Regions from separate parts of the Mus musculus genome. Here region 2 is linked to region 1. Evidence: chromatin loops called from intact Hi-C (ENCODE). Cell type or tissue: heart. All regions are shown on one strand. Each heading gives the region's core, and the rest is flanking DNA. Links, peaks and the distances in the headings are about the cores only.

Region 1 (4,401 bases), core at 222-4,221:
ATCACAGCCGTGTTTGTCAGCTAGGACTTCCTCCAGTCATCTCAATTGAAGCTTCTACCTGTTTGGGATACTAGCCATACAACAAATGTAGATGCTTCAGCTCCAGAAGTCCCTGTCCCCTGTCCCAGAGCTCATATGTATAGCTCCTTAGAAGGCAAAGTAGAAGGTCTTAGGGTTTTAAAATGTTACAGAATCAGAAGATGGTATCCTGACTCAATCCAGAAAACATGTTTTATGTTAGATAAATATGCTGGTAAAAATAAATAAATTTCTTTTAAAAGTTGACTGCTCACAGCTTTATAGACTGGAAATTTTTTACCTACTGCTTTTTATGTAACACTTAAGAATGTAATTAAGAATATTCATATGAATAGTTAAATCATTGGTTATTTTTAATACATAAATATGAGGCAGAAGAAATCTTTTCCACATTGAAGAGTGAACGGATTAGTGTAACAATTCTCAACCTTATCTTTAGCATATTGGACAGAAGGATACGTATAGAAGTTCTCATAACTCTGCTGCCAACTTGAAACCCAAAGTGGACTTAAACACAGTGTTAATATAATGATAAGGTTCTAGAAGATCTGGATAAGGAAGAAAATGAAGGAAATGCCAGAATGTGCAGAATCTAAGTGAAGAGTGTCCATCAGAGAGAAGAGCTTTAATGACAAAGATTAAAAGGAAGGAGAGTGGAAGAGAAACAAATACAATGGACAGGATGGAAACCACTAGCAACAGGCTAAAGTCTGATCTTTAAAGCCACATAACCTGCAGACATGGGTAGATAGCTCACTGGTTAAGAGGGCACACTGCTGTTACAGACACCTGGAGTTTCTCTCTCAAGCACACTGTGGGAGGTGTAAAATCACCTGTAACTACAGCTCCAGAGAATATGATGTCATCTTCTGTAGTCTGTAGGCACCAGCACTCACTTGGCACTTAATCACAGGTAGGCACACATACACATAATCATGAATGAATATAACTTAACCATAAAAGAAATTGCATAAACCTGGGGGCAAAAATAGAATGATAAGGGCAAACAATTCAACTTCATCTGCGAATAACAGGTTGTTTTTAACTGCATTGTGAAATGTGACACTAATCCTTCTTTTCTTGATGGATGTCATTTCTCTTCTGTCTTGAGCCCTGCAATCTACACTTGCATTTCTCAGTCATTCTGTTGTTACCTGCGAGGGTCAATAAGGCATGGTTTTGGTGTTCTTGTGTTGTAGAGATGGTGAGAACAGTAATGAATTTAGGATGGATATGGGAAGTGTGGGATAGGGGACATGTAGAGGGAAACAAAGTATAATTTTATAATTAACAATCTATTAAGACTGTGTTATATTCTCCTAAAGATTCTTCCACTAATTCAGTAGCCACCTTTACCTATTCAAGGGGAAAACATTTTTTTGGAAAGTATTAATAAGATCCCTGGTCAGCCCAGAAATTTTAAGGTCTCTGCTCCTAAATTCTCCAGGACATACTGAGAATAAACTGTGCTGTCCCTGATTAAAAAAAAAAAAAAGAATATGAAAAGCCATGTGTGTATCCTTAGCAGCACATAACCGTTCATAATTTTTTTTAAATTGAGACAGATACTCAAATACCACTTATGAGACCATTTAATACATGAGGGTATTTTGCTGATTTGAAATTAGTGACCTTTTTTATAATCAATTCCAAATCTTGCCAAATAATTATCTAATTAAGATTATTATTATTTAAAATAATAAATAATAAGGGCCATGGAAATTGGTGAACTGTCCTCTTCCTCTCTCCATTTCTTTGTTCCTTCCTCCCTTCCTTCCTTTCCCCTTCCCTCTTTCTTTCCCCCTTCTTTCTCTGTGTCTCTCTCTTGTCCCACACCTCTTTTCTTTCTCTCTTTCTCTTTCTTTCTGTTTCTCTCTTTCTCTTTCTCTCTCTCTCTCTCTCTCTCTCTCTCTCTCTCTCTCTCTCTTTCTCTTTCTCCTTTCTCTTTCTCTCACTCTCTCAACAAGGTCTTTTAAGGCATTAAATTTCAAATTTGTTATTCTTACCATATTTATTCTGTTTTATAATGAATTCAGTTTGAAGATTTTTCCACTAGGATCCAGAACAACAAACTTTTCTTTTCATTTTTATTTCTTTCTATCTCTCTCTTTTTTAATCTTAGATAGCACAGTATTTCATGAAATCATGAACAGGGATTTGAAGTGGACATCAGGAACCACACTCCCTGTGTTAAAGCCTGGGCACAACTCCGAATAACAACTGATGCCCTGTTTGGTTTTTACAGTGATGATGTAGTTGAAATGAGTTATGGAGACTTAAAATAACTAGTAAGGTGAGCTTTTGGTCAGCATACTATAAATAATAGCATTGAAGATTTGAAACGCACACACACACACACACACACACACACACACATGTGTGCTTTATCCAATAAGTCTATTGTAATTAAACACAACTTTTTAAAAGCAAGTATACCCTTCAAGCAGCTGTATGAATTTTCTGCTGTTCTCCCTACCCCCCACCCCCTGAATTTTAGATTTATACAAACCACATCTCAGCTGCTACCTTTCAACAATTTTACTCCGAGGCAATAAATAATTCAATGTGCTAATTTGACAGATGACTCTCCAGGAGCCACCCGCCATTACTAGCATCATTAGGCCATAATATGCGTGACGAGGAGGATGGCCATTCAGCAAATGTCCTTCACTTGTTTACTCCTAAAGAGCTGTACTCTGCACAATTAACTAATGAAGCATTATGGGCTTTTCTGCCCTTCCCTGCTATTTCAATATTCCAGTGTGGAAAGCCTGGAGGAAACCCCATCCTGTCTCCTTTTGCTAAATAAGGGTTTACAGGATGGTTTAGACTGAACCGGAGCTCCCAGAGAAATAAGGAGAAAATAAGATAGGAAACACCGATTCGCATCATATCTGTCATTAACACTTCCTTTCTTTTCTGTGATGTGTAAGGAAAATTCAAACAGAATTTGGCCATGAAAAAGAGAGAAGAACAAAAAAATGAGAAACCTTCATAACACAAAGGAGAGACAACGTTCCTGCAAATAAAACTCATATGTCATCCAATATTTCCTGCTAACAAAAGTTTTGCAGTGTCCTTATGACGTTACATAATTTTATCCTGACCTAAGAGCTTGACCAGAGGTAAAGGCCCTCTGAGTCACCCTCGATTTTACATGTTCAATCCAGGTGAAATTACTAAAAGTTCCGTGACTAAGGCTGTTGGTGTGTACAGGCTTTCTCTGACCAAATTAACAGCACCTTGTATCTCTAAAGTTTCAAAATGTCCAAGTTTTTGTCTAAAGAGCTCATTCCCACAGGCATGAATTAAACAAGCAAACATCACTGTTATTACTCACTAAACATCACAAGATCGAGATCTTTTGTTGTCGAGAAAAGATGGCTGGCAGTGGAAGTGATTTTAGAAACTTCCTTGCCATGAGTGCATACTAAACTGGAGAGTCACACTTTGCAAATGGTATCCTTTACTGCTTTACAAAGGCTATGGTTGTAAGCACAGAAAACACTCTTTGTTAAAGGCATAACAAATGAATGAAGGGGGGGTGTGAGAAGGGATGCAGGTCTCAAACACATTTCCAGTCTACACCAGGCCCATGGCATGGCTCATGTCAGAAACGTTCTAGTCTTAGATCTAAAATCTGTGATTTTCTGCTGGCTGAGAATACAATTTGATAATGATGATTGCAATGTTTCCCTTACACAAATAAAATTAGGATTAATAATGAGTTCTGATATGAACCAAAGAAAGGTATCATGCTCATCGAGTTTCAATTTAAGACTGTTGCATTTATTTCATGTATGAGAAAGGTCTTCGTGGCCTCAGTGATAACCTCGGGAAGATGAGAATCAGCATCCTTGTGTTTTGAGTCCTGCAGATAAATCCTGGTAGACTGGCAATATCTTATCACACATGAACATTTGTCATATTAGTTATTATTATGAACTGCACATTCCCGTTCACTTTTCTCTTGTATAGTTCACATGGTTCTTCTTTCAGCGGAATGAATGAATGCAGGCGTGCTAAGTCAAAACTGCAGGAGATGAATGAAAAATAGACACTTCTGAACATGGATGTGTCTACTGGCTTCACTATGACTGGAGTAGTATAGTAACGAAAACAGTAAATCTGATACCGTTTAGTATGGTGAGGACTGTTAAACGCCTGGAGAGTTTGCTCCAATCCGCCCACAACAAAGATGGTAAATAACTAGAGTGTGCAAACTTATTTTTCAAACGATAGTTCAAAATGAGAAAGTATGTTTAAATGCCAACAGACCATCACCCTTCTTGCTCTTGAGTAGTACAAAAGGCCACACACATCCTTCATGCAATATATTCATCTGATGAAATCTGAAAGGCA
Region 2 (4,401 bases), core at 256-4,255, 1.0 Mb before region 1:
TATTTAAAGAGCGTGTTGTGATGTATTCCAGTGGATGGATGCCCTCACTAACCATCAGCTTTCTGAGTTCTGTAACATCCTGACATCCATTTAAAAACTGTAGGGTGGACAGCAGGTGGCAGCAAAGGCCGTGATAAGAGAACCGGTCTGGCCATTGCATTTAGAATTCTAGACTGTTCCTGCTTAATGAGATTCAGGTAGAGAAGATTGGAAAGTGACAGCTCTTTTGGTCCTGAGTCAAGAATAGGGCATAAAAACATAACTTCCTGGAAGGTGGACTGCAGTCAATTTCGTTTAAATGCTTTTCTACCATTTTAACTAACTTCTGACTAAATGTGACAGTTGTAGAGTTTACATAAAATAGTGGTGTCCCACACAAAAACCCAACTAATATAATAGCCAATGACATATAATAGTTATTATAAAAATTTGGAAGAGGATTTCTTTCTTGGCTCAGAAGTATTACTGGAAGAATATCAATATCCTAAAGTTAAAATGTAAATATTAAGACAGCTAAGTATGAGGGGGCTCTTTGAAGAATGTCGCAGTGATACAAGACCAACAGGGTGGCAAAGAACCTCTGGGTCGTCTTATAAACACCCAAGGGTGTAGACAATGAAGTATGAAGGCAATGTGTGTTGACTTAGTGCAAGTGAGGCACATGTGGATACCTTTGAATGTTTGTAATACAGAGGTGTAACCTTCAGTCAGACAGCATAATTCCACACACAGGCCAGCCAGCTCCTGGAGTTCAGAGTGCGTCACACTGGTCTAGGGAATCTGTTTTGGAAGAGCTCGGTTTCCTTCAGACTCAGCTGTGGTTGGGTTGTTTGCCTCGGTGCCCAAATAGTTTGAGAGTAACTGAGTGCATCCCAAACTATTTTCGAAAGCTAACCAATTGAAGGAAAGACACATAGCAGAATGGTGCTGGTTTTTAGAACTGTAGCTGTTTATTATTCTCCAAATACGATTTCAGCCCTAGAGTAACTATGTTGGATGTTAGGCAAGCTGTGATATTCTTGGATTCCAGTTTCCTGAACTAAAGTGGGCATGTAAGGTGACACCTATGGTTGGACTGCAGAGCAGTTGGTTAAATAAGACAACCATCAAATACTTGCTTCTTTATGGACATTTTTTTCTTTCTTCCATTCAGGAATATTTGCCAATAAATTGATACATTTTGAAGAATACCTCAGAAAACTTGTTCCTTTTCACCTTCTGCTTCATCAGAATCTCTAATTGTGCAGTTCTGACTGTAGGTGGAGACAGTATATCAGGAGGATTAATACAGTGTCACCATGTACCTGATATGTCACCCCAAAATATATCAGGTAATTAAGGAGGCTCTACTGTAGTTTTAAGTTGTGGTCCTATCCAGTGAGACTTTGAATTCCAGTTGTATATTCCTGAAAGATGTTGACTTTTGTTTTTAACAAAATCTTGCAAAGAAAAAAAAAAAAGACACCTGTCCTTCTAGTAAATTGAGGGAAGGCAGGGGATAATTAGGGACAAATGATCTTCAGAGTGAAACCATGGCTTTACAAGTTCAAGTCTTGGCTAATAAAATTCTCAGAGTGATACCAGGAATCAGACAAATACCCAGAAATGTGTATTTCCCATCATTGCTGTTATTTGTATGCCCTATCTTTCCCCCAGCTCCTTTATGACTCAAATCCTTGTGTAAATTACCATAAAAGGAAAGCACTTTATTTATAGAGGGTTCTCTTTTGCCTAAATATTCCAGATGAGAATTTTTTTAAGTGACAATGAAAACTAACATTTTTAAAAATGTTGTTAAGGATATTGTAAAAACCTTAAACATCATCCACACTTCAAAGCAAAGTTCAAAAATCTGGGTTGCATGACTTGTCTCTTCGGGAAATGAATTCAACACCTCATAAAAATATCTTCAGGCTTCTCAGTAAAGCCATGTTTGTTCTTTGTGTGTTTGGAGTTTGTACTTTCTCTGAGTGCAGAAGATGTGTTAGCAAGCTAACTGGGATTATGCCCTTTACAGAAAACGAAGGCTCCTTTGGGAAAACTATTTGTCCAAAAGGAGTCAATGGCTTTCTGGCTTACAGTCCACTGCTTCTTCTAGCCCTTCTCTCAGTAGTAGCTTTGTGTTAAGGTCGTTGTTTTATTGATGTTGAAGTTCCTCACAACATAATTTACCCCCAAGGAAAGAAGCAGCAAAGCAGGAAATTATTCTCTGAAGTCTCCAGTTGTTTCAAGTCACAGCCTGATACTAAAGCGCAAAATTCAGTTTTCCATACATTAATATCATCTTTGCAACATCTCCAAGGAACCTAAAGAGAAATAGCAATCCTGAGGGTTTCTACAGGGAAATAATATCTATCAAATAAGATACATTAAAAAATTAAGTGTTAAATCGACGTCTTTTTAAAAATTGGGCTCTAGTCTGATAGTACTTTGGAAAAGTCAGAAAAATTTTAACTACGGGCTCTCCACTCTCCCTACCTTGAGGTACATATTTTGAGAGAAGATGACTTTCGATCTTATAGTCTGAATTGGAATACCGGAAGTTCTGACTGTGATCCTGGGCGCAGCCGCGGATGTATGTGCGTGTGCATGCTCAGCATAAAACAGTCATGCCCCCATGACTGTCAGCAATCCTATGAAGGAGCCAGCTCAGGGCTCTATGCCTTCTTAGTGGAGCAGCGTGCCTTTACGGTTTCTCTTCCCTTTGAAGACACTAGGAGGCGCGCCAGCACCAAGTTTGCTCCTTTACGCTCTGTACCAACAACGCTAAAAGGTTTTGTTTTGTTGCTTTTTTTTTTTTTTTTCCTTCATTTGAAAGTCTGCAAAGGGAAAAGACTGGGAAATGCACTTGGTCTGTTTATACATCCGAGGCCCGGAGGTGTTACTTTAGAGAACAATATCCTCTAGAATGGCTTTTCCCTCTCACCCCGCCTCAGCTCTCATTCTGTCTCAGGTGGACTTGGAAAAATACAATAAAATAAAAAAAACTTCACACAAGGAGAAAGTCCCGCCCCGAGGCCGGGTGGGATGGTTTACAGCCTGGACCTCCAGCAGTTCGGTGTTTAAATAAATCTTAGTGAGCAATGGAGACCGATCTTCACATTAATCTTGAGTAATTAGCGTTATAACCCTCGGCCCGTTCAAGACAAAGCTTTATGCAAATGTCCCCCCTTCCTTTCCAGATGCCTCTTCCCGGGGCCTGCCCCGGTCCCCTTATCCCCTAGCCCCCTGGGTTGCTAACGCCCCTGCAGATCCAGAGCCTCTTTTTTAATAACACGGTACGTTGAGGACCTTTAAAAAAAATGATGAGGGTTCTGGAGTTTTTAAAAGATTTAAAAAAAGGGAAGTAAGGGCAGCTGCAGAGGGGCGGGGGAGGGGGGTGCACAGCCGGGGCTGTTAGACAGGGTTAGCCTCCAGCGAACTGGCACCTGCCCTTGGCAGCCAGGCTTGTTCAGTCAAGGACAGAACCCACCGAGTAATGAGATTCGGAGGTTGGGAAGCGAGATTTTCTCCAAACATCAGACTGGAGGGCTGAGGGAGGGAGGGAGGATCTTCCAAGGGAGACCTTCCAGGAAGGTTAGATCTCCAGTTTGGCCCTTGGGACACCACTCTGACTTTCGGTCCTATACATAGAGAAGATTCTGAACTTGGGTCCTCAGCTGGGAGTCGCTGCTAAAAGGAGACATGGCCTAACAGGAGGCGGAGGAAGAGAATATGAGAAACCCCAACTCACAAGTTTTTATGCGCAAAGGTCGAGGAGGGCGGCGCTCACACAGAGCACAGACACGGAGCTAAGAGCGTTCAGGTCTCTGTCTGGTGCTGTACTATCTGCTGTGTTGTGTTGACTGGCTCTGAGGACTTAGATTTTCAGTTTATTCCAAGGACCCGCTCGCCGTTTTATGGCTGTACTTATTTTTTAAAAAATCTCTCTGGTCCGTAACGAAATGACTCAAACTCCCAAATCTTTGCAGACCTGAGAATGGAGCCTCCCAAGCTTCAGTGTGCATCCCTAATGCCGTAGTCCACCCAGCAACACACACACACACACACACACACACACACACACACACACACCCCACACCGCCCTCAGTGCTTCCTTTCTCACAAAGCAGAACCTAATGAGTGCTAAGGTATTAAGCAGAAGGGCTCAGAGAATGTGGCCTAGGGACTGTACCTGTCACTCCTCTTGAAAACTTCTACAGAAACAGTTTTCTGATTCAAAACGCGCCTCAAGCCTCCACACACATTATCATCCTTCTGTCTTTATACTTTTAGGTTATTCCTTCTCTCTCTCTCTCTCTCTCTCTCTCTCTCTCTCTCCCCCTCTCCAGCTGACCTCTCCATTCTCAAAAAGGTAAGCATAGCACTAAGGGGGAAAGCCACGGATGTGACTCTTTTTAA

Evidence for each region. A loop is a pair of places that touch in the nucleus more often than their neighbours do. Peaks named below come from ENCODE experiments on the same cell type or tissue, not always from the same donor. Only the 100,000 strongest peaks of a DNase experiment are listed, where the experiment ranks them.
Region 2: it touches region 1 in a loop (4-fold over the local background); 11 of 42 quality-filtered maps call a loop at or near these places.

The regions. Positions count from the first base shown.
Region 1 is chr13:115,675,312-115,679,712 of GRCm38, reverse strand. No RefSeq gene overlaps it. Among named protein-coding and RNA genes, the nearest start is that of Gm25985, 560 kb to the right of the region's middle. In heart, for the core only: no CTCF peak of the experiment used is centred there; no DNase peak of the experiment used is centred there.
Region 2 is chr13:116,710,734-116,715,134 of GRCm38, reverse strand. No RefSeq gene overlaps it. Among named protein-coding and RNA genes, the nearest start is that of 4930435F18Rik, 130 kb to the left of the region's middle. In heart, for the core only: a CTCF peak has its summit at 2,712; no DNase peak of the experiment used is centred there; H3K4me3 peaks cover 1,640 bases; H3K27ac peaks cover 1,022 bases; H3K27me3 peaks cover 1,238 bases.